Linked DNA regions of Homo sapiens: regions 2, 3, 4 and 5 are each linked to region 1. Evidence: chromatin loops called from intact Hi-C (ENCODE). Cell type or tissue: GM12878. All regions are shown on one strand.

Region 1 (5,000 bases):
TCTGTGTAGAAAGAAGTAGACATGGGAGACTTTTCATTTTGTTCTGCACTAAGAAAAATTCCTCTGCCTTGGGATCCTGTTGATCTGTGACCTTACCCCCAACCCTGTGCTCTCTGAAACATGTGCTGTGTCCACTCAGGGTTAAATGGATTAAGGGCGGTGCAAGATGTGCTTTGTTAAACAGATGCTTGAAGGCAGCATGCTCGTTAAGAGTCATCACCAATCCCTAATCTCAAGTACCCAGGGACACAAACACTGCGGAAGGCCTCAGGGTCCTCTGCCTAGGAAAACCAGAGACCTTTGTTCACTTGTTTATCTGCTGACCTTCCCTCCACTATTGTCCCATGACCCTGCCAAATCCCCCTCTGTGAGAAACACCCAAGAATTATCAATAAAAAAATAAATTAAAAAAAAATACAAAAAAAAAAAAATTAAAAAAACTATATAGCTGTGTTAATCAAAGCGCTTATTTTGTACAATAATAATGACCTTGAATTTCTTAAAAAAAATTACAATAAGCTACAAGTATCAAAGAAGCGAAGTTATCTGGAGTAGTCTATATAGGAGCTCTTTGGACTTTCTTTTATTATGCTAAAATAGTGGTGCTTTTAGGATTTACATTATTGTACTCTCCAATACAAAGTATGGGGCATGTTAAAGTATACAGTACACCATTTTCATACATGTACAACATTGGTGGATGAAGAATGTCTCTTAGCAGTAATACTGGATGTAGCCTCTGGTTTTACCAGCTGCATACTCTAGGACTATTATATAAGTAAAAATCTCTCTTGTGATACTGGAAAGTGATTAGAATGTGCAAACTGATATAGTAGCTTTCATCCGCCTCTTAAAGGGTACCACCACAGGAAAGTCCATTTAAGATGTTGGTAGGTTTAACAAAGTTGGAATGCTGGCACTGTTGAATTGGGCAACAGTTCTTCAGACCTGGCTCAGAGCTACAATGCATTTAGTATATTAAAGCAGCTGACATGATGACTTTTTGCGAGCCTTCCCAGGCACTGGAGTTTTTCTGTTAATTTGCCGCACTAGGTCATAAAAGATCTCATTAACATTTATTTTTGATTTTGCAGAAGATTCTAAGAATGCACAGTTGTTCCATTGTCTTGCTAGATTTTGACCTTGTTCCTTCCCTACAACTCTTTCATCTTCCAAGTCACACTTATTACCAACAAGAATCATTGGAACATCATCAGTGTCTTTAACTCGAAGAATCTGTTCTCTCAGGTCTTGTAAATCGTTAAATGTGGACTGTGCTGTGATGGAATAAACTAATGCAAACCCTTGTCCATTTTTCATGTATAAATCCCTCATTGCTGTAAATTGCTCCGTTCCTGCAGTATCCAAGATTTCAAGCATACACTGTTGTGCATCTACTTCAACTTGCTCTCTATAAGAATCTTCTATCGTAGGATCGTATTTTTCTACAAAAATTCCTTGAACAAATTGTACAGTCAAAGCAGACTTTCCAACGCCTCGTGAGCCAAGAACGACTAGCTTATACTCACGCATGATGCAAGCTTGTCAAAACCTAGTACTCTGCGAACCTCTCACGCTGTCACCGGGTCTCTGCAGCCAGCGTCGCCCCGTGCTCCCCGCGGGTCGCTACTCTAGGCGCCACGGCGGTCCTGCCGCTGCCGCGCCGCTCCGGCTGGTTTACACGCCTGAATCTGGGCGAGGTTTTCTCAATCCTATTTTATGAAATCCATCTGCCTCTGGTGTTTATGTTGGGGTGGGAGTTAATAATGAAAGAGCAAAATAATCTCATAATGTACTTGTTCCCATCAGGCCTGCAATGTGTGTCTCTGATGGAACAAGAAAGAGAGAGATCCTGAATCTTCTTTGCCATGGCACTGCCACTCCCACCTCGGGCCCTAAGCACAGACGATGCTATAGACCAGGAATCACCAAGCTTGTCTGTGAAGGCCCAGATAGTGAATACGTCAAATTTTTTAGGCCACCTGTGGTCTCTATCACATTTTCTTCTTTACTGTAGCCATTTTAAAAAATGTAAAAAAGAATGCTTAGCTTGTACGCTGCACGAAAGCATAGTTCGTGGACCCCTGCTACAAACCTGCACATTCTTTGTTACTAGCTAAGAATATGTCTCCAAATGTGGACATGGTCTCCTATCCTGATAAGCAAGGGTCCTCCTGTTCATCTAGCCCAACGCTGATGCTGGAGGCAGGCTTTGGCTCCTGCTTCATGCCCTCTTGGCCAGCACAAGTGCTGATACCCTGTTTACTGCTGTTGCTGTGAATGTTAAAGTCTCAGAGCCAAGAATCTCATGTGTTCTGCTGGCACCCGTGAGCCTGGCGGTCTAACTGACTAAATTTCAGGTAAGGTGAAATCTCAGACCCCTCACAGTTCTTGAGAGAGGCAGAAGGGGAAGGGAAGGAGAGGGGGCATGGTGAGAGATACCAGAAAAAACACTACACGGAAAAGAGATGACCCAAATGAAGAGGTCAGTTCCCCAACCCCTACGCTGGCCTGGTGTTTAAGTCCAGTTTCCATGTTGGCCTTCACAGAATCAGAGCTCTTCTTTGCTAGATAAAGTGTGGGGGAGTCTTTGGCTCCCCCTGGAGGCTAGAGTTTGCCAACGACAGGTAGGACCTGAAACACAATATGAATTGCTCTTTACTGTAAAACAAAAGGAAAGCTGACCATGACGAGATTTTACTCAAATGGCCCAGGGGTTAGGTATAATTCAATTAAAAAGGGAATTTGTCCTTTAAAGTAGGGGGATATATATATATGGCTTTAACTAAAAAGAAAAATGGACACAGAATCTAACAGTGAATGTTTAGGTATTAGTGACAGTCATCATTGTTAAAGTGCAGAGAGAAAATTAGATCTAACACAGAAGAGTAACATGGTGCTAAAATTTCCCCCATATCCCAGACAACTTCCTGTTTGCAGCTCGATGTGCTGATGAGATACTTTTAACACGAATCCTGAGGGCAGTGGACCTTAGAAAAATTATCATCTACAATTGTATGTTAAATTGCTAAGTAATTAAGATGTAAGATCTAGAAAATCACATACAATTTATTTCCAACAGCTGAAATTAGAACTTTCTAAATAAAAGCTAACCATACAACCCAAGGGTTTAACAAGTCAGAGTCTGTTTGGGAAAGCCAGCGTGTGTGTCCCCGAGAGGTGGATTGCAATCAGTAATAAAGGCATGAGTCCAGCCCTGTCAGATCTGTCTGACAGCCCCCACTGCACTCTGTCAGAATCTCCGCATGGGGATGGGTCAGGTTGCAGATGGTGACAGCATCATCCGAAAGTCTATGAGAAAGTGAAGGTAACACAAAGCCCTGGGATCCCTACCTTCCACACTGCTCTGCTTATCTGCACACACAGCTGTGAGGCTCCAGCCAGGCCCCCAGGAGCAATTTGTTATTTGTGACAACCTTGTGTGCATGGTGTTCTCCCTCACCCCCCACCCCAACACACACACAGGGAGCCAAAGTTTACTACGTTTAGTCTAAGTTGGGTTTTGAGATTTAAATGTTCAAGACTTAAGTGATTACCGATGGGGAAAATAGGAAGTGGCCTGGAGGTTCTCAGTTCGGGGGAGAATGGTTGTGCAAATAGAAAACCATGGTAGTGAATCTGCTACCCAGTTTTCTAAGAAGAGCTGCGGTTTTGTTTCATCCTGTCTCAGAGCTTTATTAATCAGCCATATTGTAGGTGACATGCTCCAGGACACACAGAATTTATGTCCTTGTGCTCTTTCCTCTAAGAGCTAATTAATGTATTTTTATTGGTGAGAAAGTTCACTCCACATATTTCTTCTCCTTGCATCATGATCAATTCTCCAATCTTAAAACCAAATCACCCACCACCACCACCCATAAACACCCTCTGCTTCAATCCTGGTCCCCATTTACTTAATTCCTATCTTTCCCCTACTTTTAAAATCTATTCATTAAAACAAAACAAAAGCCAAAAACATCTTTCCTGGGATTGCCTGGAGAAGACTTGACAGGACCAAGAGGGAAAACTTTCTAACCCCCAATCACTGTTTAGTTTATGGCTGGAATTATGGGGGAAAAGTAGAATGAGGTTGCTTTTGATGTTCTTTTGAAATGATTTGCAGCATTGAAAGAAATATTAGCAATTAAGCCATTTTGATTTTCTTTAAAACTGAAAGTAGAGGCCGGCAAGGTGGCTCACGCCTGTAATCCCAGCACTTTGGGAGAACGAGGTGGATGGATCACAAGGTCAGGAGATCGAGACCATCCTGGCTAACATGATGAAACCCCGTCTCTACTAAAAATACAAAAAATTAGCCGAGCACGGTGGCGGGCGTCTGTAGTCCCAGCTACTCGGGAGGCTGAGGCAGGAGAATGGCGTGAACCCGGGAGGCAGAGCTTGCAGTGAGCCGAGATCACGCCACTGCACTCCAGCCTGGGCGACAGAGCGAGACTCTGTCTCAAAAAAAAAACAACAAAAAACAGAAAGTACAGAAGTGTATATATTTAATAATCAATTATATTAATCAATATATTATATATTAATATATACAAATAATATATACAAATATATTAATCTGTATATATGATTCTTAATGCTGTATTTCTTATAGTCTGGGTATCCCAGTGAATGAAATATTTTCAGCAGTGTTTTGGGAAGTACAGAGATCTTCCCTTATATGTTCCAGGACCCGCTAGTGATACCTAGAATCGCAGATAGTACCGTCCCCTATATATACTGTTTTTTCAATATATACATACCCATGGTAAAGTTCAACTTACAAATTCAGCATAGTAGGATATTAATAACAATAACTGATAATAAAATAATAAACTAGAATAATTATAACAATATACTATAATAAAAGTTACCTAAATATGGTATTTCTGTCTCTCAAAATAACTTAATATTTTCAGACCATGGTTGGCTGCGAATAACTGAAACCACTGAAGGCAAAACCGCAGATAAGGGGGAACTACTGTATGCTATTCCAGATA
Region 2 (5,000 bases), 440 kb before region 1:
TTATTCATCAGGATACAAAGATAAAGAATCTTAACACTTGTGTAAAACAAGCTCGATCATGTCCGTTTAACAATTAAATAGATTTTGTTAATATAAAAAAAGAAAACATTTTTTAAAGTTATGGGTTGAGTGGGGTGCAGTGGCTCCACCTGTAATTCCAGCACTTTGGGAAGCCAGGGTGGACAGATAGCTTGAGCCAAGGAGTTTGAGACCAGCCTGGGCAACACGGTGAAACCCCATCTCTACAAAAAAAAAAAAAAAAAAAAAAAAAAATACAAAAAGTAACCGGGCCTTGTGATGCATGCCTGTAGTCCCTGTTACTTGGGTAGCTGAGGCAGGAGGATCCCTTGAGCCTGTGAGGTTGAGGCTGTAGTGAGCCGTGATGGCATCACTGCACTCCAGCCTGGGTGACAGAGTGAGACCTGTCTCAAAAATAAATAAATAAATAAAGTTATGGGTTGATAGAGTTTTATATTTAAAAAGCATTTTGCATAGGTAATTATTCAACTTACATAAATCATTATTTTTGCAAGATGAATGTGTATGTGTTTTAGTCCATTCAGGCTGCTATAACCAAATATAAACTGAATGGCTTATAAACAACAGAAATTTTTTACTCCTAGTTCTGGAGGCTGGGAAGTCCAAGGCACTGCTGGATTCAGTGTCTTGTAAGGGCTTTCTGGTTCACAGATTGTGCCTTTCAGCTGTGTCTTCACATGGTGAAAAGAGCAGCCAAGCTCCCTCAGGTCTTTTTGATAGGGCACTAATCCCATTCTTGAGGGCTCCATCCTTATGACCTTATCACCTTCCAAAGACCCCAACCTGCTAATACCATCACCTTGGGTGTTAAGATTTCAAAATATGTATTTTGGGGAGACATTCAGACCACAGCAGTATATATTCAAAGACTATTCTAATAAAAATTCAAAGGTTATTGCTTTATTTCTTGTTACATTGAACATTTATAAAATTTACGTATATACCCTGAATCCGAAGAAAAACATGCCAGTAACATATTTGATAAAGGCAAAATTTAAATTCAAGGGTGCATGATAGCCCTGTCTAGACTAAAATTCAAATAATTGAAATCACCATTGAAGATGTTGATAAAAAAAGTACAATATCAAAGCATTAATTTTACCGTAAGAATAAAAAAGAGGATGATGTTGATTTGCTGAATTTCTAAGAATCAGCGGTCACATAGATTATCTGAACATCTTTTTAAAAAAGCTTGAAAAGTGAACAACTATTCTTTTATGTCTGGTGAATATGTAATATATATTTATGTAATATGTGTTATGTGATAATGATAATATGAATATTTAATAGAACTTATTTAAAGTTATACATCATCCTATCTTAATAAAATTTTGGAAAATTTATTTGGGTGAGTTTTTTGTCTTTTGTTTTTTTGAGGCAAAAATGATTTGAAGAAAACTTAGTAGCAGAAATGCTACCAAACTTTATCATTCATGATTCACTTTTTAAGGAAAGAAAAATGTAATTGTTTTAGTATTGCAAATTAAATATATTTCACCTTTCTAATAATCAAATCCTAATCACAAATGACTGTGAAAATTATAAGTTTTCTCTTGTATATTTTGCTGATAAAATAAGAGAAAAGTAAAATAAGACTCATTTTTAAACTAGAGGCTTTAATTTATTATTATTGGTATATATTTTTCCCCATCCTCCTCAATTCCCTTATCTCTGCCTGCAAAGTTCCAAACTTCTTTTAAGGTTATCCCAAATGCCACTCCCACTAAGAGGTCTATTTTTGGGTTTTGTTTGTTTGTTTGCTTTTATGTTATTTTTCGTGATCTCTTCCCCTCTAAAGCATATTGCATGCTTACCTCGTGTTATATTCTGCCTTTAATTACTGGATACTCTAGGGCAGGGATTGTCCCGTCCTCATTCTTGTGTCACTGATGGCACAAAGTACAGACCTTAAGTTCGGTGAGCCCTAAGTAAACATTTGCTGAATTAAAATGCTAAAGACTTATGATTTCCCCTTCCTCTATAAAATAATTTGTGTTTGCTGTTGATCCAAACCTCTCTCCTCATTTTATGTAGATCCACAGATTCTTCAAGAACAAAAGTCAGCCTGTGGCATGACAGTAATGCCGGGTCAGTGTGTCGACTCTGCTCTGGTAGCTTCCAGAGAGCTGAAGAAAGTTTGTCCCAGCCACACCAGGTGGCAGTGTGAACCATGTCTGCATGGCCACCAAAGCTGGAGTATGAGCAAAACAATGCAGACATTCTACCAAAAAAGGCATTTAAAAACAGTTTAACACAAAAGGGATAAATAAAGTCAATTTTCTATATTTTAGTGGGAGATTCAAAGACTCACATGATTTATACAACTGCTGTTGACACAGAAAAGTGAAGAAAATAAGTTTTATTATTTGCACTGTCAACAGGTACAGACAGAAATAGGTATGTATCCTAGCAGACAACAGTAAATCTTGGCATTTATATAAAGGAATGGAAGTGATCATATTGAAAGTTAATATTATTATGCTATTTTGTAAATATGAGAATAGCTATAAAAGCCACAATTATTCCTTGAAACTCAAGTGATCAGACTGTTTCACTTATTAAAAGGTCAAGAGATTAATCTAATTTTAAGATATAACTGATTTTGGCATTATGGTTGAATTTTGGTACAGGTAAATGATTTGTGCAAAATGTTTTTCATGTATATGAGTACCTTTATTGTCTTAAAGTTGGGATTCCAGGTTAGGTCCTACTGAATTTGGGATATGGAGAAATAAGAAACAACTGCATTATTCTGGTATCAGTAACATATTCCTCCATGAAGTGGCACACTCTGCAGTGCTTGATAGGTATCAGCACTTCCACCTTTCAGTTGATCTTCTGAGTATTTTTTGCAACTATAAGATAGGGGAAGCACTAACAGAGAGAAATCTCTCCTTTAAGGGCTTATTGTGGACACTTGTTATTGTGGATATTCTTGATTGCCCAGCACCCCTTGAATGCTCTTTTAATGCTTGGAAAATTTCCTATCGTAGGAGTCCCACTTCCCCAGGTTGCAGCAGGAATCTCTCTTTCCCAGCTTCCCTTGGGGTCATAGGTGTGTATCCTGGATTCTACCAATCCGATGCACTTGCATGTGGGTTTCATTCAGAAGTGAACAAAAGGAGAAAGGAGGCATGTAGAATTTGTCCTTCGGCAAGGTTGGCAACAAAGATGTTGGGGCTCTTCAGAATCATCGGTGCCGGAGTTTCTGGCATCCGATCCTGAGAATTCCCACGTGAGCTGAGCAGCATTTGTGCAAGTCATGGTACGGATGCTGACCATGCAGCAGGGGTGTTTTGGTTGTAGTGGCTCCTGCAGAGTAATTGGACATTGTTCCTGACTGCCCAGCATCCAAGCCTTGTTCTCAAGCTCTCTCAGAGCGTCTGTGAGCTACCTGCCAGCCTTTAATTCCTTTTTCATTTAAGCCACTTAAAACCCTGACTGAAACAGGAAGAAGAGGATATACTCTTTTTTTCTAGACACAGCTTTTGGGATAACTTGTAAGATTTTTGTTTGTTATAAAGCTAGGGAAATTTTCATATGGAATTCCTGGCCTCAAGAAAGGAAGAAAGAATGAATACAATATAATGGCTATAATCTGGAATTGATTAAAGATCCAGTAAATGTGTTAAAGCAATCTCAGCTGAGTAAAGGTAAAGTCATTTCGATATTTATAAGTAGATGCTTTCTATAAAAAAGGGAGAAATAATTTTAATGTTTAAAACTAGAGCAATACTAAGAAACACCTAAATTTGATATCAAAGAATAATTTAGCAAAGTAACACTTTAAAAACAAGCAGAGTAGAAGACTATTGCTTTTGTCTAGCTAGTACACTATTTCCCTTCTATTTTTGGAATCCTTCTTTATCATGGGGAACCCTTAGCATGGGACTAGCACCAGGTTCTTCCACTCTGTTTCCCCATTGCCCCAAGGAAGGCAGGTGACCCAGCCCTGGGCAATCAGAATACTCCCCTTCCTGTCCCGCGTTCACATATGGGCACGTGATCCAAGCAGGGCACATCAGAGTCTTTGCTGGGATTTGATATGTGGACTCTGAGAGATTCTCTAGTCCACAGGGATTGCAAGCTCTAAGGACAATGTAACTATTCTCCCTAGCTATTTGGAAGAAGTTGCTTATTGTAGGAGGAAAGGAGGCAACAAACAAAGAGAATGGGCACAGAGGAGAGATGGAGGGCCTAAGACCCTTAATAACATTTTTTGAGCCTCTAGTCCAGCTGTGCCTGGGCGATTTCAATTAAGCTTATTTGACTGGGTTTCTGACACTTGGTAATCCAGAGTCCTGGTTATATGATGAAATCTGTTATTCTCTATTTCTTTTTAATTTCTTTTTTATCTTTTCTTTTTTTGTAGAGATGGGCTCTTACTATGTTGACTAGGATGGTTTTGAACTCCTGGCCTCAAGCGATTCTCCCACCTTGACCTCCCAAAGTGCTGAGATCACAGGTGTGAGCCACCGCACCTGGACTTATTCTTTATTTTTTTATTTGCTCTTTTCTTACCATTATGCATAGTGGGAACAAAACTAAAGAGAAAAAATGCTTCTAGCAGTTTTTTTTCTGATTATAAAAGTAATAAATGCCTTTTATAGAGAAACTGAAAGACATTAAGAAGTGCATGGGCATAAACACTCAGAGAAAAGCTAAACAAGTCAACCCATAAGCCCACTGCCCAGAGAAAAAGCACTTTTATTTATGTCATCCCACGTATCTATGTATATGAGCCACTGGGAGCATACTGTACTTTTGTAATCTGCTCTTTTCATTTAATAATACATTGTGAACATTTTCTTGCATCATTAACTTTTTTCTCCTGCAAAATTAAATTGCAAAATCATTCTGTAGAGCCATGGTAAAAACTGTCACCTGACAAGCACCAGGATAGTGAGTGTGGGGTAGACAAGTTTTCCAGCACGATGTGAGAATAGACTTATTAAATCTGT
Region 3 (5,000 bases), 75 kb before region 1:
TGTCGCACAGTTTTCCAGTGTCCCAGCAGATATCTATTTAGGTAAAAAAATCTGTTTCTAATAATTTAAGCCTAGAATTGTATTCTGTTTTATATATAAACACAGTATCTTTTGCACAATTTTGATATGTTGTAAATTTTTTAGGAGTAAAACTACTTGTAAATCAAGGGAAGACTATATTTTGTTGTGTTTAAAGTCTTACTGAGAGTTGTTCATCATTTCTGCATATCACATTGCCACTGGTGACAAACCTATTTGTGACATTAAGTTGCCAATAAGCACACCTGTATTTGTCTACATTGGCATTTGTTGCATTTGTGATTATTCTACACTTAGATATTAGCATCCAATGTCTTCATTTTGTATTTGAGAGTTGTTACACTGGAACATATACATATTTTAAAACATAATTTGTTATTATTTCTTCTATTTGACCTTAAGGCATTATGCTGATATTTTAAATTTATGTGTAGAGGTAGATTATAATATCTATGAATATTATTTAATAAGGCATTGCTAAATATGTGTTATTACTAGGTGCTTTTGAACATCTCTAAATCCTCTATATTTTAGCACTACATTGTAGTAAGCTGACATATTTGGAGGTGGGAAAGGAGAAGGATATAATACAGAGAGCTCTTCTATCTTAATATTGTGTCTGAAGGGAACATGTTCTTTCTGTGAAGGCAGTCACATTATTCTCTCTCTGGCAGTAGTTGAGAGAGGGTAGTGTGTGAGCTGGGCCTACCTACAGAGATGGGTGATCTGGAGAAAATGTGCAAGCGTTTACCATAATTCTGCCTCTGAGGCTCTCCTGAAACCCAGGCAGTCCGAAGGCTTGTCCTGTGAAGGTCCTGAGTTTTTTACTGTGCAGCTCTAATTTTGATTAGTAATGAGTAGGAACAGGGGAAGCTTAGGGAGAAAAGAAACAGGTGTTCAAAGATGGCTGCTTCAACAACTGTGGGAGATGCCCAGTAGGAATCTGGTGGTTTCTTTCTAATACTATTTTTTAAATTCTGTTATTCTTAGAGGTCACTGTCAGTCAGTGTTTCCTGTGGGAGTCCCCTGCCAGAGTCTTCTGTGTATAAGAGTGGGAGCCTCCTGACTTGCTTCCTGAAGAGACTCTTACAAAAGAGGGGCTGAAGGCCTGGTGACCAATCTTTGTCCATAAGCTCAAGGATATTATATTTTCCTATTAAATGAAACTGATTTAAGGGCAATTCAGAAGAAATAAATCAGAAGACATTGAAAGAGTGACCCAGGACTAAATAACAGATGCTGCTCAGTGGGCCTTTTTGTCTAAAGCTGGAGTATTGATAAAGGCATCACACTCTATCTGCGGCATGCAGAAGACATTGTTGTCGGGGCAAAGCTATCCTCATTTATTGATAAATACATTACAGCTAATTGTTTTCCCAAACATTCATCACTCTGAACCTGATACGTAATAATCATGCCTGCCTTTTGGCATACAGATGTGTGTGCACAAAGTTTGATTATATTCAACAGCAGTAAATGCAAAATGAACAAACAAAACAAAACAAAAACAACAAATAATCAAACAATAAACCTGTAAAGGTTAACATCCACTTCCCAGAAAGCCTGAGGAGAAAAGCCAGTGATTAATATAATTAAATGTGAGACCATGAATCCAGGTCATCTTATACCTGTACCTTTATTTAATATCAGGAGAATGATGCAATTCTTCTTACGGGCTGACATCAGCAAAACCTGCTGGCCCTAGAAGTTGTGGAGGCATTGGAGCGCTGCCTAAATTGCCCACTGATGGGGAGAATCTGAGCCAAGATTAAAGGGATGCTTTGCAATGAAGAACTAAGTTATTTGCTCCCAGCTTTGGGGCATTATGTACTTCCTTATTACCATATTATATATTATTACCTTATTACCCTATGAGTTGCTATGTTGATTATCATGTCAGACAGTTGGTGTAACATCATATTTCACTTAATAAAAGTCCCAGATATGATGGAAAATAACAGTTCATTCTGTATGTGATCTGCTGGCTTAGAATTTTTTTTCTTACTAGACGATTTTGAAATTGGGTACTACAAAATTTAAAAATTGTATGATCTTTGCCTAAGATTGAAGTGCTATAAAATGTATACCTGAGCTCCTGAGACTCCTAGTGATGTTTTTGAAATATTTTTACTGTACTTCCTGTTTGCCATATTAGTGCTTTCTTTTGCTCGTGTGTGTGTGTGTGTGTGTGTGTGTGTGTCTTGTCTTCATGTCCTGTTGCTGCTAGTGATGAGTTGTAACATCTTCACTCAGGAAATGATGACATCGTTAAATGCCTTCTCAGGGTTCTCTGATCACACTGTACTTTTCTGCTTATAAGGGTTTCCTTCTCTCTCAGGATAACCAACCACTGATTTTTAGTCTGGCTGACATATGACAACACAGAATTCTCTTTCATAGCAGTTTTCACTGTGTCTTTGACTGACAGCACTGGGAATCAGGATCTCTAGCTTCTCAACATAACATCTTCTCAGGCTAACTATTGGTTTCATTCTTAGCCTGTAGGACATTTGGGTTTATGTTCAAGGTAGTTCAGCTTAACCTTCTATTAACAGTAAGAAGGATTCATATTGTATTTTCTGATCATACCAGGTTTTCCTTCTCTTCATCCGAGCTGAATTTCTCATCCACCATTTCAAGTTTAATTCTAAGAACTAATATGTGTCTCTGAGAGTGTATTTTTTAGGCTCAGATTTCTCATGTCTCAGAAGTGGTAACACTGAGAGTTGTGGTTAGATGTAAATTCTGGCTCTTATTTGAATTTTTAGAACATGCCCAAAGTCTCTGAATGTACAGCCATGTCAGCAAATTGGCCAAAATATTTTATTTGTAAGATGCTCAGTAAGCATTTATTGTATCAATTAGCCATAAAATTAGCAAATTCTTTTTAGCTTTGTTAAATATTAGGATAATAGGAAAAGGAGGAGCTTTAGAGAAATCATGACCTTTTTTTAGTTCTGGTTTGTGTAAAGCTGCCTTTGGGTCAACTGGAGGTCCAGTTTGGCGACTTATTTGCTTATTAGCTCATAAGCTACAGCTATGCTAGATGAAATAAATGCAACTTCACAGTATGTAAGAAAACTAGCATCAAATTCAACTTTTTTCTACGTTTGAATTAAATTATACATTTAATTCAACTTAGCATCAGTTATTGCCCTTAAAGAGCACTCTTTCCTATGGGATCATAAAAGGTGCTGGAATTTCTCTAGAGATAAAAAGTCACACTAGTGATTTAATAACAGTCTTTAAGTATTTAAAGGGCATATGCCAAAAGATAATGCCTACTTTCTCTTCTTAACAGGATTGAAGAAAATAGACATTAGGAGATAACTGAAATATTTTAAAAAATGAAATAGAAATTTCAATCAATCAACAAATTGACCATCTCCCTTGTGCAAGGGATATGCTATGCTAATTAGGAGAACTGAGGTGGGTGGGATCTCAATAAGCATGCATACCTGTGAGGGAGAGCTCAGACAAGTTGTCTATCAGCCCTGTGCAACAGAGTGAGGATTCAGTAAAAGAAGTCCAGAACTCCATGGTGGTTTGAAGGCAACAGTCTGGTGTTTGCTCGAGGTAGGGTTTCTCAACCTCAGCACTACTGACATTTTGGACCAGATAATTCTTTGTTGACAGAGGCTGTCCTGTGCATCGTAAGATGGCTTATGACAGCCTTGGCATCTACCTAGTAGATGACAGTAGCATTTTCCCCTGCATTGTCACAACCAAAAATGTTTCCAAATATTTCCACACGTCCCCAAGGCTGGGGGTTGGGGGGAGTGCAGAATTGCCCTCGTTTAATAACCACTGATTTAGAAAATGGCTTTTGACATTCTCCCTAAAGTGCAGTAAGTTTTATCAGGCCAAAAGAGGGAGATGCAGGATGTATGAGGAGAGGGAATCTTGTGAATGGGGGTGCAGAGGTGGAGCACCCTGGGTGATTTGGGGAGTGGCGAGTGATCCTCTTGGTCTGGGAGAGAGGACAGAAACACAGGCAGTGGTGGGAGATTGAGCTGAAGGGTGGGTGGGACTCTGTGAAGGTCAGGTGCAGCAGTTTGGGCTCAATTTCAGCAGAAGTTACCTTTATCGGAACCACACATTTAGAAAGATTAATTTGAAATCAGGTGTACAGTGGCTTAGGTCAGGAACAGCCTTGAGGTAGAAATACCAGTTAGGAGTGGCCAATTTCCATTACTTTGTAGAGATGAAATTCTGTTCTTCATTCATTCTGTGAAGTGGCTAGCCCATATGTATTTATCATGTCTCTTGAGTGCTAGGCACTGCCCCAGCTGTGGGAGGTAGAACCTAGAAGACAAAGTGCCTGTTCTCATGGAGTTTACAGTCTAGAGGGGTTGAGATGGACAATTAGCAAATAAAAATGAAACTATCAGAAGAACTTTCAAACAGTACTTAAAAGCTATGAAGACAGTGCAGCAGTTGATGTCAGGGACAGTGACTGCTAATAATTATTATAAAATTCATTATAAGAAACTCAGACATACTCATAGTTTTTTACATCAACATTTATTAGAAATTTCATCCAAAGGTGGCCAAAAATAGAGGTAAAATAGAATATATGTTTCTCCTATTGGCACATGAATGTCTCTGCTATGAAGAACTTTTTTTGGTAAATTTATTCATTGGAGAGAGGCTTTACTGCATGATTATGAGGACATTGAGACAGAGTAGAAGGGGAAGAGGAAAGAAGGCAACTAACATTTGCAAGGTTCCCAACACATGCTGCTGTGCTGCTGGGCACTTGATATTTAGTTTTTATCACACCCTCAGTCCAGGTCACTGTCATCTCTCACTTGGAATAATATAACAACTTCCTAACAGGATCTTTGGACTTCAGTTTTGTCCATCTTCATACCATTATCCTACCTGAATGACCTTTGTAAAACACAAAAGCACCATGTCTGTTCTTGTGTTTAAAATCACCAAAACACCATGTCTGTTCT
Region 4 (5,000 bases), 100 kb before region 1:
CAGAAAAGGGGCACATGTTTGTTTGTTTTTTTAACTAAATTTTAAAAAAACTATAGATATGCAGGTTTCTCCAGATATTGTTATGCCATTACCCCTCCAAAGAAGGCACTGCAGAATTTAAAGCCATGAGTTCCTTATATAGAAAAACTCTTGATAATCCTTATTTTGGAAAACAAAGTTCAAGAAAAAATGTGAAAAATTAATTAAATGTGTGAACAATTATTCAAAATGTGTTTAGCACCTTTCATATGAAAAGCATTGTGTTGGAGAGTTTGTGGGATTTAATATTGTAGAAAATGTGATGTCCTTGCCCTCAAAAAGCTGTTGTACTACAGGAAATGAAATGGAATTATTTATAATGAAACTGGTAAGTAATGAGAGCCATATATGCAGTTGACCCTAAGAGCTAACAAGTGTGAAGCTGGGCAGGATGCTTTTCCCTAATGGCTGCAGAATTACAGTAGAGAAGGTGGTATTTGGTATCTCAGGTGGTGGGTATAGCTTGATTAACTTTACACAGGAGTAGAGAAACTTCTTTTTCTCTGGGTAGATACCCAGGAGTGGGATTGCTGGATCAAATAGTAGTTCTACTATTAGTTCTTTAAGAAATCTCCACATTTTTTCCATAGTGATTGTACTAGTTTACATTCCCACCAATGGTATAAAAGTGTTCCCTTTTCACCACATCCAGACCAACGTCTATTATTTTGATTCTGATTATGGCCATTCTTGCAGAAGTAAGGTGGTATTTCATTGTGGTTTTGATTTGCATTTCCCTGATAATTAGTGATGTTGAGCATTTATCCATATGCTTGTTGGTTATTTGTATGTCTTCTTTGGAAAATTGTCTATTCATGTCCTTAGCCCACTTTCTGTTGGAATTTTTTTCTTACTGATTTGTTTGAGTTCTTTGTAGATTCTGGATATTAGTCCTTTGTCAAATGTATAGATTGTGAAGATTGTCTCCCACTCCGTGGGCTATCAATTCTGCTGATTATTTCTTTTGCTTTGCAGAAGCTTTATAGTTTAAGTCCCATCTATTTATCTTTGTTTTTGTTGCATTTGTGCTCGGTTTCTTGGTCATGAAATCTTTGCTTAAGCCAATGTCTAGAATGGTTTTTCCAATGTTATCTTCTAGAATTTGTATGGTTTCAGGTCTTAGATTTAAGTCTTTGATCCATCTTGAGTTGATTTTTATATAAGGTGAGAGATGAAGATCCAGTTTTATTCTTCTATATATGGCTTGCCAATTATCCCAGCATCATTTTTTGAAAAGCATGTCCTTTCCCAATTTTATGTATTTGTTTGCTTTGTCGAAGATTAATTGGCTGTATGCATGTTTAGAGCATCACAATTCGCAATTGCAAAATATGGATCCAGCCCAAATGCCCATCAATCAATGAGTGAATAAAGAAAATGTGGTATGTATGTGTGTGTATATATATATATATATATATATATATATATATATATATATACACCATGGAATACTACTCAACCATAAAAAGGAATGAAATAATGTCATTCACAGCAACCTAGATGTAAATGGAGACTATTATTCTAAGTGAAGTAACTCAGGAATGGAAAACCAAACATCATATGTTGTTACTCATAAGTGGAAGGTAAGCTATGAGTATGCAAAGGCATAAGAATGATACAATGGACTTTAAGGACTCAGGCAAAAGGGTGGAAGGGCGGTGAGAGATAAAAGACTACACATTGGGTACAATGCACACTGCTCGCGTGATGGGTGCACCAACATCTCAGAAATCACCACTAAAGAACTTATTCATGTAACAAAACACCACCTGCCCCCTAAAAACCTATTGAAATAAAAAATAAATTAATTTTAAAAAAAGAAGTAGAGAAACTTGATGAGTCTGTGGGGTATGCCAATTAGCCCAGAATATCCATGTCTTCTCATCCCTCATTGGTTGAGGGTTCACAGACCTACTGTGCAAGCACTGGGGTGGCCAAGGGCAGAGATGGGTCAAACCATCCTGGCCTGTGTCATTCAGAACTTCCTCTGCAGTGAAGGCTCTGGCTCTCTGGTGGGCATTGATTTGAGACACACGAACAGGCAAAGGAGTTTGCACTTTAAATCACTGTGTAATCATGGAGTGATTTAAAGCAGGTAAATTGTGCTTCTTCTGGGAAGCTGTACTTCTTTTTGGAGTCTCCAAACCAATCCCTGGGACCCCACAATGCTGTGTGATGCGGTTCCACTCTTCTCAGCCACCATTCAGGTAATGGTAGCTCTTCTTCCTGGGACTGAGACATGAGGAACATCCCCCTTCCTTGCATCTTACCAGATGCCACATTTACTGAGGCGAGACATTTTCTGAGTGACAAAAACTACCTTATCCTAGATGTGCAGATAATATAGGAACAAACAACATAGAGAGATTCAGTTATTGGCCTATAAAGCAAACTCAGGGTACGGCCCTGAATGGCCTAGAGTTTCCTTTAGTTCATCTCTCTCCTTCTTAACAAGAATGTTTTCCAGACATCAAAATCTGCCTCTTTCAGAAAAAAGTATCTCTTGTGGGCATTTTCATCTTCCTTTCTCATCTCTACCCTACCACACACTTCTAAGTGACACACTGCCTTCCCCTTTGAGCCACCAGAGGAGGCTAGAGACCTCTTCCGAGTTTCTTTCTCTGACCCTGCCTGGGGCAGCTTCTTCCCTTTTGCTTGTTAAGATACTGAAGCCATTCTGACTTTAGGCAATTATTTGTCAAACACATTCTATGATGTAGTAACTGTGCTAGAACCTTGGAATACAACAGATGGAGACATCCATCTTGTTTTCCCAACAGAAATAAACTTGAAACACAGCTCAACTCAAATCAGTAGACATTTGTGGAGTATCTACTGTGTGCCAGGTGCTCTTTTAGGGCTGGAGAGAGTATAAGGATGCTTTCAGCTGTGAGCAAAAGTCTCTAACTTAAAGTGGCTCTAAAAAATAAAAAAGAGGAAATGTATTACTACACAACAGAGGTAGGGCTGTTCCAGACATGGCACACCAGGGTTCTGGCACCACTTCTCTGAAATTCACTTGACTCTTACATCCTTCATGTGTTATGTCATCAGGCTCCCTCCCCTCCATGATTCCAGGATATTTGCAAAGTTCTATATGTCACATTCAAGCAAATAATGTCTAAAGACACAAATGGGACTTCTTTGCTGCATTTATATTTTCGGGAGTAAGGAAAGCTTTCCCAAAAGCTGTCTAGAAATCTTCCCTGCAAATGTCATTGAGCAGAATTGTGTTACAAATCCATGCCCAAACCAATAACTGAAAGGGAGAGAGGAATTATCATGACTGATTTGGACCAATTAGAATGTAATGAGCCCATTCCCTAAAGCCCACTCCCTAAAGGTCATGTGAAAAGTGGTAGATCTCAGTTTGCTGAGGGGGTCGGAGCTCTGGGCAAGAATCTCGAGAGCTTGTCAGAAGAAGATGGCAGTGGAGTCATGCGTTGCACTGGAAGAAATTAACAAAGATCTGGAGATGCCCACCAACCAAGAGAAGACATGTCCAAGCTGTCCTGTGGTCCAGTGAGTGGCAGATCCACACTTAGATGGATGCAACCTTGAATTAACTGACTAGATTAGTAAAAGAAGTCTACCCAGAAGCTAGAAAGAAGGGCACAAACTTCAATTTTGCAGTTGTTTTATGGATCTTAAAAGACATTGCTATCAAGTAAAGGAAACTGGAAGTGTCATGTCTGGTAGAAAAGGGGTGAATGATGAATAACCCTAAAGTGGCAGCAGTTCCAAATAGATTATTTGCACATAGCAATTACTCCTCCAAACCAGGCACCACTTCTCTCAGGGCACATGAGACCATATTAAATTTTATTTACTATTTTTTGCATTTATTTTCCAATTAGTTATGTAAAATTCCTTATATAGTCTTTTTCATCTTATTTCCATTGAGCCTTTAAACTCTAAACACACTGTAATGCATCTATGTAGGAGTTATATTTGGTTGTGCTATGGAATGAGCATTAATAGAAGGTCCATATTGTTTCAAGCCCTGCTGTAAAATATGAAAAGTGCTCTTAGCATTCTGTATAAAACTGTATTGTTAAATATATGTGTGTAGTTTTTGAAAAGGTAAATCCCTAAATAAAATCAGGATTCTCTGAGGTAAGCATAAAGTATCATATGTGTATGGAAGCTGGACTGGATGTTGGTAGGGCAACCAGCAGAGTTGGATAGAAGATTGATCTGGTGCCTTTTTAAATATGATTGGTTATTCCTTATAGTTTCCTATTGCCTGCACATATTTTTCTTCAAGTACAGTGAAAATTATGACCAATAGTTCTAACTATTGAAGTTTAACTAAAGAAGTCTTTCTTCAGGAAAAGATTGAAGTTTCTTTTGTTATATCTGCTGGTGCTACTTCATGTTATCATGCTTCCTTGTGTGTTGTTATTTTATGTGCTTCATTATTTTCTAACTTTCATTTATTTATGTGATTTTTTTTTGAAGTCCAGGATGAGGGAGGGCTCCTCCACATAGGATTTGCATTTCTTTCTATCAGGGATCTGGGAAATTACCAACCCAATATTAAACTGAATTCATAGTTTGTTGAGAATTTGGTGCTAGAGAGCTCTATGACTTGTATTCAGTTGAAATTTCTCAGGTAAGCATATTCTACCTCTACTGCATAGCCACATTCTCTTGCTTTACTAAGCATCAAGGCAACATTTTCAGCAGTCCCCTATATTGGTAGAGGTAGGGAGCATTGATCTCTGGTTTCCCTTACACTGAAAGTGTAAACCTTCAGGTTGCTTGTAATGGAGGGTGGGCTGTGCCTCACTATTAGATTCAATAACTTGGGCAGGTCCTAGGTTTTGTCTTGTATCCCCCTCACGTTAAAAAGGCAACGAAAACCTACCCCATCATATTACTATCAAACATCTCGTAAAAGGATAGGAGGATGGCTGTTTAAGAAGTATTCATTAGAATTTTACCATTTAGCAAAACCC
Region 5 (5,000 bases), 290 kb before region 1:
AGCCTGGCACATGTATACATATGTAACTAACCTGCACATTGTGCACATGTACCCTAAAATTTAAAGTATAATAATATTTAAAAAAAAAACAAAAAAAAAACATTTCTTTCAGGTGTATTTCTGGTTTATCCTGTTAACTGGGAAATAGAACTAACTGGAGCAGACAATTGTCTGAGTACTCTATTTAATGGAACTTTCACAATGGTATTATTTATTAGTCTGACAATTGAAGGTTATGCAAGAAGTTGCAAATTCTGATTAATAAAAATTAATAAAGACTGGGGATCAGCAAAAGTGATTTTGGATGCTATTGAACTTCGGGAAGATATACCCTAGTCTTGGGAGATTTTCTTCAGGAAGGTAAACTGAAAAATAACCCTGTGAACTAACCATGCTCCCTGGGTGTGAGCATCAACTTTTGAGAAACACCAAAGGGGACCATGCAAATGGACTATTTGATTGGCTTTGCAGTAACACTCATAAATGCTTGACTTTTGCCAACGTGGTAATTTAGGAATATTAAGTGGAACCTGCCAACAATGCCATTTTGCTTGATTGCACCGTGATTGCTTTTATATTACTGATATCAAACTGTGCATAATTAGAGACTGTTTTAACTCCAATAACAAATAACATACTTTGTTTTTACATAGCTAAATAATATCCTACAGAAGCAACATCATTACATCATAGGATAATGGCTCAATATGTCCATTAAAGGAAGACTTGCCTTTTCTAACTATTGGGTATTGTTCATAGTGTTGATGGACTTGGTCATTTTTATTTTACAATGTAAAACTGGGTTGATACATGCTTCTTGACTGTTCTGCAAACTTAACTAAATGATGAACTTAAAAAACATATTGTACAAGAAGAGGAGGTTTTGAATGTTATCACCATACATAACTAATAAATGTTTAAGGTGATGGATATTATAATTACCCTGATTTGATCCTTATACAATGTATACATGCACCGAAACATCACACTGTACCCCATAAGTATGTACAACTATTATATGTCAATTATAAATAAAAAATTAATAATGAAAAATTAAAATAGAAAAAGAAAAAACCATATTGTACAGAACTTAGCAACAATGTACTTCATTCTAGTGTGCAAAAATACTGAATCTTCAGAGTATAATTAATAATGATAAAATAAACCTTTGCAACATTTAAGATGCTAAATAACACTTGAAACTCAAGGAAACAAAAGAAACAACAATAGAATAAAGGCTATTTTGAGCATCTGTAATGCATTCACGACTCAACAAGTGAAAATTATTACATAACCAGCTTAAGCTGTGACACATACAAGAAAATTTAATGCTGATTGTTTTAAAGTGTGGCTCTTTGTGCAAAAGAAATTCTAGAGATTTCCAAGAAAATACTCCCCCTATTGTCACCCTCCCATCCCCAAACCCTAATTAGAGTCCAGGGATGTCTAACATTTTGAGCTGATGGGACATTTATCAATTTGTCAGCTTACTCAACTATAACATAATATTTTATTAGCCTCTGTACTGAACTATCTATTTAAGAATGTTTATATCCAAAGAGGTGTAGGAAATAGAGACAGTATCTGCCTCCAAGTCCAGTTTCCTGACCAGTATAATAAATGTCATATCTCCCTCTGGGGCAAAGGACAGGCAGATTTGCTAGCAGTCTTTAAAAGATTGAGATTGCCTAAGCTGAGGGTTTCTCAGCTGTGACGCAAACCCACTGTGAAATCTGCATCACCTGTGGGATATGAGAAGCAAGAAAAATCAATTTAAGCAGAAGTTCATGCTAACTACTATGCTATGAGTAATAACATTCTTTTTAAAAAAAGTATTCACAGGCAAAAATTGTAGTGCACTACAGCCTGGAACTCCTAGGCTCAAGAAATCCTCCCACCTCATACTCCCAAGTAGCTGGGACTACAGGGTTGTGCCACCATGTCAGCTAACATTCTTTTTTCTTGAATCAGGAGTCTTGTGTCTTCTGCTGGCATCTATGAACTTGTTAGCTTACAAGTAGGGTAAACATCTCAGACTCTTCCCAGTTTTTGACACTAATAAGCAGACTCCAAGAAGGAGATTTGCATGTCCCAAATCAATGGGAAATGCTCTTGGATCAACACCATTGTGGCAATGAGGAAAAGAGAGTTGCTGCAAGACAAGAAGCTATTGGATTTCAGTACAGTCAAACAAAAGCCTCACTCAGTTCCGTGGGGAGCTCTGAAGCCAGGATGGCCTTTCAGAGCTGCCCCTAGTGGAACTGAGGGCCTTGGGCCTCTATACTGTTTGCATGGACAAATCTTTGAATACAAGCTTCTTCCAGGATGTGGGCTTGACCTTGGGTGAGTCAGCCCCTTTTAGCTGAGGGCAAGCAAAGGAGATGAGACTCTACTGAGAGCTGTCATTTGCCATCACTCCTAGGAGCTCATCATTCCTATGAGTACAGATAAGACAGCCTCTAATTTCCTTTGATTCAGCTCTTTAATTCTTACTAGGAAAGTTACCAGAAATCATATTCTGTCTCTTTTTGCTAAGGAAAATCTCTTGTGGCTGTCTTTTACGTTCCCCTTCCCCATCTCCTCCCTAGCACAGTCTCCTAAGTGGCACACTGCCTTCCCCTCTGAGCCACCAGAGGAGGCCAGAGTCCTCTTCAGAGTCTGTTTCTCTGACCCTGCCTGGGGCAGCTTCCTCCTTGTCCATTTGAGCAGAAAGATTCTTCCAGAACTTTAGTTTCACTGAACTAGTTTTTCTCATTTTCAGCCTTCCATGTGGACTCCTAAAGTCTCCCTTTTGCTTGCTAAGATCCTGAAGCCATTCTGGCTTTAAGCAGATATTTGCCAAACACCATCTATGGTCTGGGGATTGTGCTAGACACTTAGGATATAACTGACAGAGATGCCCTTCTTTTAACTCAGTAACAACTAATTCAACTCAGAGCTCAATTAAATCCACAGACATTTACAGAGTTATTACTTGGTGGTCGAGGGGCGGTGGGGTGGTTCTCTTTGAGACTTTGAAATAGTGTAAGTCAGAATGTTTTCAGCTGCAAGAAACAGATACTTGACTGTAAGTGGCTTTAAAAAAATAAGATGTCTTCTAGGATGACTAACCAGGCAAGTTTTCCTGGAATTGTTCCAGCTTTAGCACTGGAAATCCTGAGTCCCAGAAATTCCCCTGACCTAGGCAAACTGGGATGGTTGTTCAACCTAAGCCTGCTAGGCATTGCAGTTCCTTCTTAGTGGTAGGAGATGCAAGATGTAATTTGTCCTTCACTTTATTTTTTTATTTTTAAAATATTTAGCATTTATTTCTTAATTGACTAATACAATTACATGTATTTATGATGTATAAGTATGATGTTTTGATTATATGTATACATTGTGAAATGGCTAAATCAAGCTAAATTATCATATGCATTACCTCAGAGATTTATCATTTTTTTGTGTTGAGAACACTTAAAATCTACTCTTTTAGCTATTTTCAAGCATACGATACATTGTTGTTAGCTATGGTTATGATATTATATAATAGATTGCCTGGACTTATTCCTCCTGTTTAACTGAGATTTTGAACCCTTTGACTAATAGCTCTCCAGCACCCCCACCCCAGCCCCCCGTAACCAAGTTTCTACTCTCTGCCTCTATGAGCTCAACTTTTTTAGATTCCACATGTAAGTGAGATCTTGTAGTATTTGTCTTATCCTCCACTTTAAAGATGTTCTCGCATGCCTCAGACCACTGGATCCTTAAAATCCTTCTGGATGAGTTAAGGCCTTAAATTTCCTCAGGGTTTATCTTCCATCGTCTGGAATGCAGGTACCTTAATAAGGCTTCCAGTAGACTTGCTGCTTCTTGCTCATTCAGTCAAATTGATATATCATTAATATAATGCACAAATATGATGCTCTGGACAATGTATATATGTATATATGGTGGGACTTAGAGCATTCCTACAGCTTTCTCCAAAAATTCTGAAAAAGCAAAAACAAAACAAACAAACAAAACCCCCCAAAAACCAAGCAACAGCAAAAACAAGAATAAGCTATCTTTTAAAAATCTCCAAATCCTGATTTTATATACTTAGTGTAGGAGCAGATCTTAGGTGTCCTTGAAGCGGTTTTTAAAATACCCCTTTGAAATATCAGCATGGGCTTAATTTCAAAAAATGGTGTCTATTATCTTGATGCTGTAGCCAAAGCTGAGACTGCAAGAACCTTATTTTACTTCCCATTACACATAAACATCAATTTCCTGCTTAAAAGTGTTCAATTGTTTTTTTAAAAAGGAGAGTCAATTTGTATTCTATCATTATCGAAAATAGGATCTCATAATTTGTGTTCAAGTTTAGAAAATTTTAAAAGTAACATTCTGTTCATCTCAGTCCATTGTGTAAATTTTAAACCTGACAAAGGGGGCTTCTGTACCTCTCAAAAGAATGAAAGATGGTGTAGTCCGCTGCAACCAGGTGGGGGCGATGCTTTGGCCACAACCTTGTGATTTAAATAAAAAGATGGTACCATTAGACATGGTTTATCTGAAGCCGAGCTTAAAGTCTCCTTGCTTTTTAAAAAAAAAAAAATTTTTTTTTTGAAATAAAATCCAAACTCTTTACCATGGATTTCAACGGACTGGCCCCTTTCCCAATTACCCAACCTCATTTCACGTCACTCCCTTCATCACTCACTCCATTTTGGCCACAGAGGCATTTCACTTCCCCAAATACACACATTTTCTTTTTACCTTGGGCCTTTGCCTCTCCTGATTCTCTGAGTGGAAGGCTTTTCCTTTCGCTGCCACATGGCTGTCTCATTCTCAGCCTTTAGGTCTCAACTTAACAGCTTTTAATAAATATCACTTCTTCAGAGAGTCCTTCTCTACCAACTTCATCTAATGTAAGCCAACTACTACCTGTCTTGGCATTCTGTTACAGCACCTTGTAACAGGTTCCCGTGGCTTAGCATAATTTGTAATTTTTTCTTATCTGACCCTTGCTAAACTGT

The links. Hi-C counts contacts between places; a loop is a spot of excess contacts. Peaks named below come from ENCODE experiments on the same cell type or tissue, not always from the same donor. Only the 100,000 strongest peaks of a DNase experiment are listed, where the experiment ranks them.
Region 2: it touches region 1 in a loop (7-fold over the local background); 35 of 110 quality-filtered maps call a loop at or near these places.
Region 3: it touches region 1 in a loop (2.6-fold over the local background); 2 of 110 quality-filtered maps call a loop at or near these places.
Region 4: a loop joins it to region 1, with 6 times the contacts of the local background. A loop is called at or near these places in 11 of 110 quality-filtered maps.
Region 5: it touches region 1 in a loop (8-fold over the local background); 2 of 110 quality-filtered maps call a loop at or near these places.

Annotation. Positions count from the first base shown.
Region 1 is chr5:76,172,651-76,177,650 of GRCh38, forward strand. All of the region lies in intron 2 of SV2C (synaptic vesicle glycoprotein 2C), which reads left to right. It also overlaps the pseudogene RAP1BL. Among named protein-coding and RNA genes, the nearest start is that of SV2C-AS1, 92 kb to the left of the region's middle. RefSeq lists an enhancer at 3,461-3,540. In GM12878, a CTCF peak has its summit at 2,606 (motif pointing left); DNase peaks (open chromatin) are centred at 2,631, 3,341 and 3,591; H3K4me3 peaks cover 994 bases; H3K27ac peaks cover 1,586 bases.
Region 2 is chr5:75,733,184-75,738,183 of GRCh38, forward strand. No RefSeq gene overlaps it. Among named protein-coding and RNA genes, the nearest start is that of POC5, 18 kb to the left of the region's middle. In GM12878, a CTCF peak has its summit at 2,194 (motif pointing right); a DNase peak (open chromatin) is centred at 2,190.
Region 3 is chr5:76,097,157-76,102,156 of GRCh38, forward strand. All of the region lies in intron 1 of SV2C (synaptic vesicle glycoprotein 2C), which reads left to right. Among named protein-coding and RNA genes, the nearest start is that of SV2C-AS1, 16 kb to the left of the region's middle. In GM12878, no CTCF peak of the experiment used is centred here; DNase peaks (open chromatin) are centred at 2,325 and 2,780; H3K4me3 peaks cover 482 bases; H3K27ac peaks cover 735 bases.
Region 4 is chr5:76,072,068-76,077,067 of GRCh38, forward strand. It overlaps a transcript of SV2C not described here and the pseudogene SAP18P1. Among named protein-coding and RNA genes, the nearest start is that of SV2C, 8.8 kb to the right of the region's middle. In GM12878, a CTCF peak has its summit at 2,625; a DNase peak (open chromatin) is centred at 2,623.
Region 5 is chr5:75,883,766-75,888,765 of GRCh38, forward strand. It overlaps a transcript of SV2C not described here. Among named protein-coding and RNA genes, the nearest start is that of POC5, 170 kb to the left of the region's middle. In GM12878, a CTCF peak has its summit at 2,630; no DNase peak of the experiment used is centred here.